Linked DNA regions of Homo sapiens: region 1 is linked to region 2. A link is a contact called in ENCODE Hi-C or POLR2A ChIA-PET data. All regions are on one chromosome and are shown on one strand. Each heading gives the region's core, a stretch centred on a gene start or an enhancer-like site at or near the end of the contact. The rest is flanking DNA. Distances are from core to core; before and after follow the strand shown.

Evidence for each region. Hi-C counts contacts between places; a loop is a spot of excess contacts on that map. ChIA-PET counts read pairs that join two places held with the same protein, here RNA polymerase II (POLR2A). Pooled maps may share reads with other maps.
Region 1: a pooled map shows a loop between it and region 2 (1.9-fold over the local background). The contact joins two enhancer-like sites. A Hi-C loop is called at or near these places in 2 of 50 pooled maps. POLR2A ChIA-PET finds 5 or more read pairs at or near these places in 2 of 52 experiments (WTC11 and activated CD4-positive, alpha-beta T cell).

The regions. Positions count from the first base shown.
Region 1 is chr2:43,574,151-43,578,853 of GRCh38, forward strand. It overlaps THADA (THADA armadillo repeat containing), which reads right to left. Exons shown (of 38, transcript NM_022065.5): 9 at 4,363-4,457; 10 at 2,872-3,092; 11 at 186-877. Among named protein-coding and RNA genes, the nearest start is that of THADA, 20 kb to the right of the region's middle. Within about 2 kb of position 2,985, at least 2 of the 41 ENCODE cell types and tissues checked have a DNase peak (open chromatin) inside an H3K27ac peak, as active enhancers do.
Region 2 is chr2:43,057,826-43,062,328 of GRCh38, forward strand. No RefSeq gene overlaps it. Among named protein-coding and RNA genes, the nearest start is that of LINC01819, 21 kb to the left of the region's middle. Within about 2 kb of position 1,551, at least 15 of the 41 ENCODE cell types and tissues checked have a DNase peak (open chromatin) inside an H3K27ac peak, as active enhancers do.

The DNA.
Region 1 (4,703 bases), core at 1,735-4,234, 520 kb after region 2:
GCCAAAAAACTCCATTCAGCTATATATAGGAACATTCGTTTCAAACTGAAACATCTATCATTAATCTCTTCCTTTACTATTTATAGAAGTGATATTTAAATTTGAATATGATTAGTATCTGCATAGCTACCTACATTTAAGCATCATAATTAGAAACTACTAAAACAAAAATGCATTTTTCTTACCAGTTTTAGCATCAATAGAAGTCTGAAGAATCTTTACCATGTACTGTAAGCTTTCAGGGCTGTAACTTAATAATTTTGGCAAGTAATAATCAATCACGTAAGATTTTTGATCCAAGTTTCCTTCACACAATATAAAAAGGAGAGGAGAAACCCAAGTCTCATGCCACTGGTCAATCCAAGAACTCTCAGCAGTCTGGGATTTCAAATGACTCTTATGATTTCTAAACATGGTTTCCAAGAGGTCACTTGCATAAGGTACCAATGACTGGTCTCCCATCACCTCTAAGATTTGAGATGGAATAGTTTTATCTATAGCCAAAATATGTTCAACTCCTATGCACTCTACCAAACAACCAAGGCACGTGTACTTTCCTTTAATATGCCATTCCAATCGTAAAAGACTCTCAGTCAATTCCACAAAGAAAGGATCAGGGACGAAATCTGCACCTTCCACAGTGAGCCGGTGCATTTGGAGAAGGTTTTTGAACATGATTTTGGTTTGGTGTCTCAGAGCATCCAATGGATGTTCCCAATGGGTATAGACATATTCCAAAAGTCTCCCAACTATACTTGAATTCCCATTCAGGCTGTCCGTTAGGCTCGGGGAACTTGATTCAAGGACTTGTATGGCTGAATTAGTCCAGGATGCTAAGATTCTAGACAGAAACATTTCCAGCGTTGGCTCTTTAATCCTGAAGAAAAATGAGCCATGAGCCATTATTGTAAACTGATTAGTAAAAGAAATTTCATTTTATAACAATTTAGACTTTAAAAATATTAAATACACAGAATGACCACAAATTTCAATTATTAAATTTACAAGAACAAAAAACTACAAGTAAAGCCAAAACAGATCTCAAATTTGTATATGATTCTTTTTACCTTGTAAAAAATAATCCAGAAAGCAGTTCAAGATCAGCCTAGGCAATATAGTGAAACCCCATCTCTATAAAAAATTTAAAAATTTAGCTGGGTGTGGTGACACACACCTACAGTCCCAGCTACTTGGGAAGCTGAGGTGGGAGGATTGCTTGAGCTCAGGAGTGAGACTGCAATGAGCTGTGCTCATGCCACTACACTCCAGCCTGGGTGACAAAGCGAGACTTTGTCTCAAAAATAATAATAGTCCAGGAAGGGACATAGGGAAATTTGGGGGATGATGGAAATATTCACTACCTTGACTGTGATGATTACACAAGTTATTTATTTATTTATTTATTTGAGACAGGGTCTTGCTGTCACCCAGGCTGGAGTGCAGTGGTGCGATCTCGGCTCACTGCAACCCCTGCCTCCCAGGTTCAAGCGATTCTCCTGCCTCAGCCGCCTCAGTAGCTGGGATTACAGGCGCATGCCCCCATGCCTAGATAATTTTTTGTATTTTTAGTAGAGACAGGGTTTCACCATGTTGACCAGGCTGGTCTTGAACTCCTGACCTCAAGTGATCCACCTGCCTGAGATCTGCAAGCCTGGGATTACAGGCTTGAGCCACCATGCCCGGCCTACACATGTAATTTAAAAGATAAGGAAAGCCAAGTGTTGGAGATGGTTGGGGGAATGGGGCTTCTCTGTGATAAAAATATTCTAAAGTTGTTTGAATTAACTTTTAAGATGTTAAAACTTCATTTCAGAAATGTTGATAAGGATCACTTTAGATTACCTATGTTAAAGTGCTTCATAAATTCTAAAGCACTACACATGTAGAAACTTTTATAGTTTTAAAAAATGATGCTAAAAACAAATTTCAGGAAAAAAATTTTTAAAGAAAAAATATAGCAAAGAGAATATTAAAAATTAATTTTAGAAATGCTGGTGGTTGTACAACTCTGTGAATAAACTAATAAACTGAATTGTACACTTCAAATTTATGAATTGCATAATATAGCTCAAATATGTAAAAAATTATTTTAGTTTTCCTCCTTTATTCATATGTTCAGTATTATCAAGCTGTATATATGTTTCGACATTTCATATACATGATCACTTTCAGCCATTATGGCAAAAACACCACAAAAATACAAAATACAGCCCCATGAAGTCAGAAGACCTTCTAAGATTGCTGTTTCAGGTTCTTATTAGCAATATGGTCTCAGGTAAGCATTTACTTTTCTAAGCCTCCCTTTGCCCATTCAACAAATTAGATTTCTTATCCTATATAGTAGCCATTTGAGGATCACATTAGATTACCTATGTTGAAGTTCTTTATAAATTCTAAAACACTATACATATAAAAATTTTTATAGTTTTTAAAAACGATAACATTGAAAATGTTAAAAATTAATTTTAGAAATGTTCTTTACAGGCTAACCTGCAGCAATAATTTTATTTATTTATTTTTTTAAGACAGGATCTCACTCTGTCGCCCAGGCTTGAGTGCAGTGGCACAATCATATCTCACTGCATCCTCGGCCTCCTGGGCTCAAGCAATGTTCTCACCTCAGCCTCCCACGTAGCTGAGACTACAGGCGCATGCCACCACACCCAGCTAAGTTTTAAAAGTTTTGTACAGACACAGTCTCACTATGTCACCAAGGCTGGTTTTGAACTCCTGGCCTCAAGTGATCCTCTTGCCTCAGCCTACTGGGAGGGTAGCTGGGATTAGAGGCACAAGCCACTCCAGCTTTTGGACTGCATCTTCTAAATGTCTTACAAGTGAAACAAAATATGAGACGATAGCATCAAAACTCACTGTGAACTCAAGGTGAACAAAACATGTGCAGTATCCAAGAGCAGGGCCTCCCCACTCCGACCCATGCTTCCGTTCTGCCAGTCCAACATGGCAAGTGTCCCCTGACAGAGGAATAAGACAGCTGACTGAGAGATGTCACCACAACAGAGGCTCCTGCAGCTGCTCATAAACCACTCGGGGACACTGGTGCAGTCCACTGAACGAAGCAGCACACTGCTAATCTGGAAAAATATAGCAGAGCTAACACACATAAAGCTTTTAAAACTTTTCAGAGATATTTCAAAATACAAACCCAAACATCTCTTTCCCCTGAAAAATCCTAGGAAAAATGACTAAATCCAAAGATAAAATACCCACAAATGTCATGATTATTGTATTAGTATTAAAGGAAAAAAATTACATCAAGTACGAGAATGATTTTGCTGGTTGGAATGTACTGGCAGAGCACAACACATCGCCACCTGCAGGTGGATAAGCTTAACAACTGCTTTTTTTTTTTGGTATGTATTTTTTTTTTAAACAAATGCTTTTAGAGGTGATTTGAGAAATAAACATCTTCGACTTATCCAAAGATAATTACTTTGTGTGATCTCATAATATATTTTTCTAAGGTCAGGTAAAAAGATAAAATAAGTTTCCATACAATATAGCAAGCAAAAAAAGAAATCTACTAGTAAAAAATACAAGGATTGTGGCCTAAATTATCAAATTATACTTTCTGTAAGAAGCAAATTTACTGAACAATTGACTCTATCTAGCATGCTTCCTGTCTAAAGCACATGATTTGGGTTATTCTCAATAAAGAATACATTTATCAGAAAAGTTATTACTGTGTATATATCTATACATTGATATGCATAATTTTAACATTAAAAATATCTTTTAAGATACTAATGAGAGATGACACTGAACAAACAGCACTAAAAAGAAACTAAAAGAATGTACATCAAAAATGTTTATAGTGATTATCTTTGTGAGATGGACTTACAGGTGACTGTTATTGTCTTTTTGTTATTGTTGCTTTATCTGAATTTTTGGAATTGTCTCTTATTATAACAGAAAAAGGTCATCAGAAGGAACCAGACAATGCAAAAAAAAATTATTTTAATTCACTTCTTTAAAAATATTTTTAATTTTTTTTTTTTTTAAGAGACAAGGTCTCACTCTGTTGCCCAGACTGGTGCAATCTTATCTCACTGCAGCCTTAAACTCCTAGGCTCAAGCGATCCTCCTACCTCAACCTCTCAAAGAGCTGGGACTACAGCTGTGCACCACCATACCCAGCAAATTTTCTTTTTTTTTTTTTGTAGAGACAAGGTCTAGCTAAACTCCCCAGGCTAATCTCAAACTCCTGGCCTCAAGTGACCCTCCTGCCCTGGCCTCCCAAAGTGTTGGGATTATAAGTGTGAGCCACTGCACCAAGCCAAAATTATTTTTTAAACATACCCTAACTCTCAATAAAGTACAATTCTAAAAAGGAGATGCACTTACCAAATGAGGAATCTTTTCAGACGGGTGAAACATAGTCTTAATAAAAAGAATAATAGCTAATCCAGATGTGCTCTGTACAGTCTGTAACAGATCATCTATTTGGCAAAAAAGGAGAGAAGCTTGTGTTAAATAATGAATATTCTGGTAGAGTGGAAAGAGCAGATGCTGAGCAGCCAGATAGGCCTGGGTACAATTTCTAGTCTGACCACTTCCTGGGTGAATAGGTCTTACCTAAGTTATTTAACATCCCACAGACTCTCTTTTCTCTTGGGTAAAATGGGATAACTCTTAACTGAGGCAGTGTCAGGTTTAGATGAATAATGAACATAAACGCTTTTTAG
Region 2 (4,503 bases), core at 301-2,800:
GGATTCTGACTCAGGGCTCTCTCCGCCTCACACTCCCCACACACTCAACATGGCCTGAATACCTCCAGAAATGGGATTCCTGAGACTCCACCGGGGGATCAGGTGGCCAGGTGGTGCTGCGGCAAGCCTGCTTCACATACTTCCTCTCCCAGGTGAACTCCTGCTGCTCTCTCCCTGCAGCCAGCCCCCTCCTGCTTCCTGAGCAACCCCCGCGTGCCCAGATCCTCTCAATCCTCCCTGCTTTCTGTCTCCTGTGAGGGGATGGAGGGAGGGATACGGTTCCAAATTCTATTCCTGCAGGTCAACAGCATCAGCATGGCTTTCCCAGCATGAAGTGGGTCGTTCTTCCAGGCCCACTGGGGGAATTGGAAGCCGCAGGGCAGACTCAGGGAATCACTGGAGATGGTGCAGTGACCTTTAAGTAGCGCTGCGGGACCACCAAGCTCCGGAACTCAGGCTACCCCCATGGACGCCCCCCCAGGTCACTGTTCTCTGCTTCTCAGGCTGGGGCAGTGGCTCCCCATTTCAAAGGTCCCTCTGCCCCAGGGGACTTTCAATCCCTTCCTCAGTGCCCACCCTGGTTTGAAAAGCTCTAATGAGGAGGCCACTGTGTTCACTGCAAAAGAGAACCCCTGGAGCTAGTGAAATCTGAGTCCTGGGCACAGCCTGGATGCAAAGCTTTTCTGAGTTCTCACAACCTGCACGAACACATACGTGGGAAAGTGTCTTAGAGCACGTTCATTTTTCTCTGGCAAAACCTAATTAACACGCAACGCCACCTTCCTCAGGAATCTGCTGCGTGCTATCATTGCAATTCCTAAGAAAGATTTAGTGAAAATTCTCTGGCTTTCCACGGCAGGCCTTGCTCATATTGTGAGTGTGTTTCTTACTCTCTGGACTCATGTCAGCAAGAAAATCAATGTCTTCCCAAGAGATGTGTGGATGATAAGGCTTCTGTTTCCCAGTAAAGTTTATGAACTAAAGCTCCCCCAACACACCCACCAGTGCACCACCCTCTATGGCGGGGGTCCACCTCCGCTTCACCACTCTCTCTTTTTCCCCAACAGCCCAGCCAAAAGGAAGTCAGAATTATAGCAGTGCAGGGAAGGACCAGGGGGCAGAGCCAGAAGTGTCATGGGAGTGAGCAAGACTGGCCTAATGGGCAAAGCCTGACACCAGCAGGAAGAGTGATAGTCCGGGGAGGTAGGCTGGTGGCACCTGGGAAGTCTGGGGCCTCAAATGGCCAGGTAGGGATCATCTCAAATGATGGAGGCCCCAGGGAGTCAGCACCCCAGAACCCAAGAGGGCTGGGGCCTTGGCTTGGCAGAATAATTGTACACATGCCCGGTGCTTTTCTACGTGCTTTATGTTGCTTAGTTCATTTAATCTTCCCAACAATTCTGTACTACTTTCACCCCCATTTTACAGACACGGTAACTGAGGCACAGAGAGACTACGTTGCTTCCTTAGAGTCATACAATTGATATGTGAGAGTCAGGATTTGAGCCCAGGTAGTGTGGCTCGGTGCCCACCCACTAAACCACCACACCACAACCCACATCACAACTCAAGCACACGGCGGAGAGGAGGAAGAGGAGGAGGTGGAGCAATAGTAACAGTCCTGGACCCAGTTAGCAGATGTTCAGGTTACTATGGCTTTGTAACTCCAAAACTTAATGGCCTAAAATATCATCAATGACTAATTTCGCTCCTGAATCTACAGTTTGGGCAGGGCATGGTGGGAAGGTTCGTTTCTTCTCTGCAAGGTGGTAGCTAGGGCAGCTCATCTGCGGACTTGAGGGCCCACTTGTAAGATGATTCAGGCAGTCAGCGAGAACTGGCTGCTGGCTGGGAGCTCAGCCAGGGCTGAGAGCTGGGGCCTCCGTTCCTCTCCACATGGGCCTCTCCACAGGCTGCTCACCCTCCCTCTCAGTACCGTGGCTGGATTCCAAGAGTGAAAACCCCAAGAGACAGGAAGTAGAAGATGACAGTTTCTGAAAGCCTAGGCCCAGAGCTGGCAGCAGCATCACTTTTGCCATATTCTATTATGTGAAGCAGTCACATATTCCAGATTCAACAGGAGGGGATATAAAATTGACCTCTAGGCCGGGCGTGGTGGTTCACGCCTGTGATCCCAGCACTTTGGAAGGCTGAGTCGGGCGAATCACCTGAAGTTGGGAGTTCAAGACCAGCCTGACCAACATGGAGAAACCCCGTCTCTACTAAAAATACAAAAATTAGCCTGGCGTGGTGGTGCATGCCTGTAATCCCAGCTACTTGGGAGGCTGAGGCAGAAGAATCACTTGAACCCGGGAGGTGGAGGTTGCAGTGAGCAGAGATCGCGCCATTACACTCTAGCCTGGGCAACAAGAGCGAAACTCCGTCTCAAAATAAAAAAGCAAAAAAAAAAAAAAAAAAAAAAAAAAAAAAATTGCTGATCTCTAGATGGAAAGAGTGTTGGAATTTGGGGGCCAGGTTTTAAAACTGCCACATGGGGCGTGGGATCCAGAGGAAGGGCTGGATTCCAGGTATGAGGGCAAAGTGGCTGTTTGATCTTGCTCAAAGGTAGACTAAAGGGAAGATAAATTGACTGTAACACTCACCAAGTCCCCAGCATGTACCAGGTGTTGGCCCTCATGGGCATTATCTCAACTTACCTTTGCAAGAACCCTCTGACACAGATTTTTCACCACTCTTTGTAGATGAGTACTCTGAGGCTCAGAGAGGGTGTAAGCCTTATCCAAGGTCACATGCTGGTGAGTGGCCAGCTTTTCCAATTCCAGAGTTGACCCTTTAACTCCTCTGATGGGTTGCCTCCAGATAAGGAGCAGGGCTGGCCCCAGAGATGTGGCAAGGTGGGTCAGGATAAGGTAGGAGAGCAAAGAGCCAGGCTGTCACTCCCCATCCACTCACCTCCTCCTCCAGAAGCCCTCCCAGGCAGGAAAGGGTCCCAAGACACCCTGTCCCAAGGACCCTTTCCCTCTGACACCTCCTCAGTCTGGGATGTGCACCGAGCTTCCCCTCCGCCCTGTCTCCCAAGCTGTATTTCTCACCCCTGAGCAGTTCCCCAAATCCTCCCTTGTACTTCCTTGAAACCTTCCCAGGGCATTCTCCCAATTCCACCTGTCTTAGCCATAAGCTGTGAATAATTACCAATGTAAGGCTTTCAATTTTCGATATAAAATTTTTACTTTAGAAAAGTTTTAAAGAAAAATGGCAAAGATAATACAGAGAGTTCCCATATTCTCCACACCCAATTTCCCCTATTATCATCATCTTACATTTAGTACGGTACATTTGCCACAATTAATAAACTGCTATTGATATCAGCCCTACAAGATTAACATTATTATTAAACTATGTTCATACTTTATTCAGATTTCCTTAGTTGTTTTTTTTTTTAACCTAATATCCTTTTTCTGTTCTAGGATGCAGCATTACATTTGGCCATCATGTCTTCTTAGGTCTCCCTTGGCTGTGACAGTTTCTCAGACTTTTCTTGTTTTTGATGATCTTGATGATTTCAAGGAGTATTGGTCAGGTATTTTGTAGAATGTTCCTCAGCTGGGATTTGTCTGATGTTTTAGGTTATGGGTTTGAGGGAGCAAGACCTCAAAGGTGAAGTGCCACTTTCATTACATCCTATCAAGAGTATATGCCACCACCATGACCTGTCACTGTCGATGTCAACTGCGTTCACAGTTAACAGAAGTAGTGTTTGTCAGGTTTCTCCACTATGAAGTTATTCTTTCTTCCCCTTTCCGTGTATACTGTTTGGAGGTAAGTTGCTATGTGGAGCCCACATTTAAGGAGCAGGGAGCTATGCTCATCCTTGAGTATCTGTGAATATCATCTGCAATTCTGTATTTTTGTATCTTCTCCCCCTTTTCTCTATGTAGCCATTTATTTATATAAGTTCAAACTCATGGATATTTCTCTTTTTTTTTAGATGGAGTCTTGCTCTGTTGCCCAGGCTGGAGTGCGGTGGCATGATCTCGGCTCACTGCAACCTCTGCCTCCTGGGTTCAAGTGATTATCCTGCCTCAGCCTCCTGAGTAGCTGGGACTACAGGTGCCTGCCACCACACCTGGCTAGTTGTTTGTATTTTTAGTAGAGATGGGGTTTCACCATGTTAGCCAGGATGGTCTTGAACTCCTGACCTCATGATCTGCCTGCCTTGGCCTCCCAAAGTGCTGGGATTACAGGCGTGAGCCGGGATATTTCTCTTCTACTTTGGGTAATTATCCAATACTACTGTATTTATTTTATTGCTCACTTTGTTCCAGCTTTAGCCACTGGAGCTCTACCAGTTGTCTCCTGTGTCCCTTTGACATACTCCCATCATTTCTTCCTCAGATCTTCCTTACTTTCTGGCACTACAAGATGTTCCAGGTTCATCTTGTACATTTCCTGTTCCAATCCTAGAATCAGCCATTTTTACAAGAAGCCCTGGTTTTTGTGGGGGTTTTTAAAATTGGAGAATGATATTAGAAGCCAAAATCT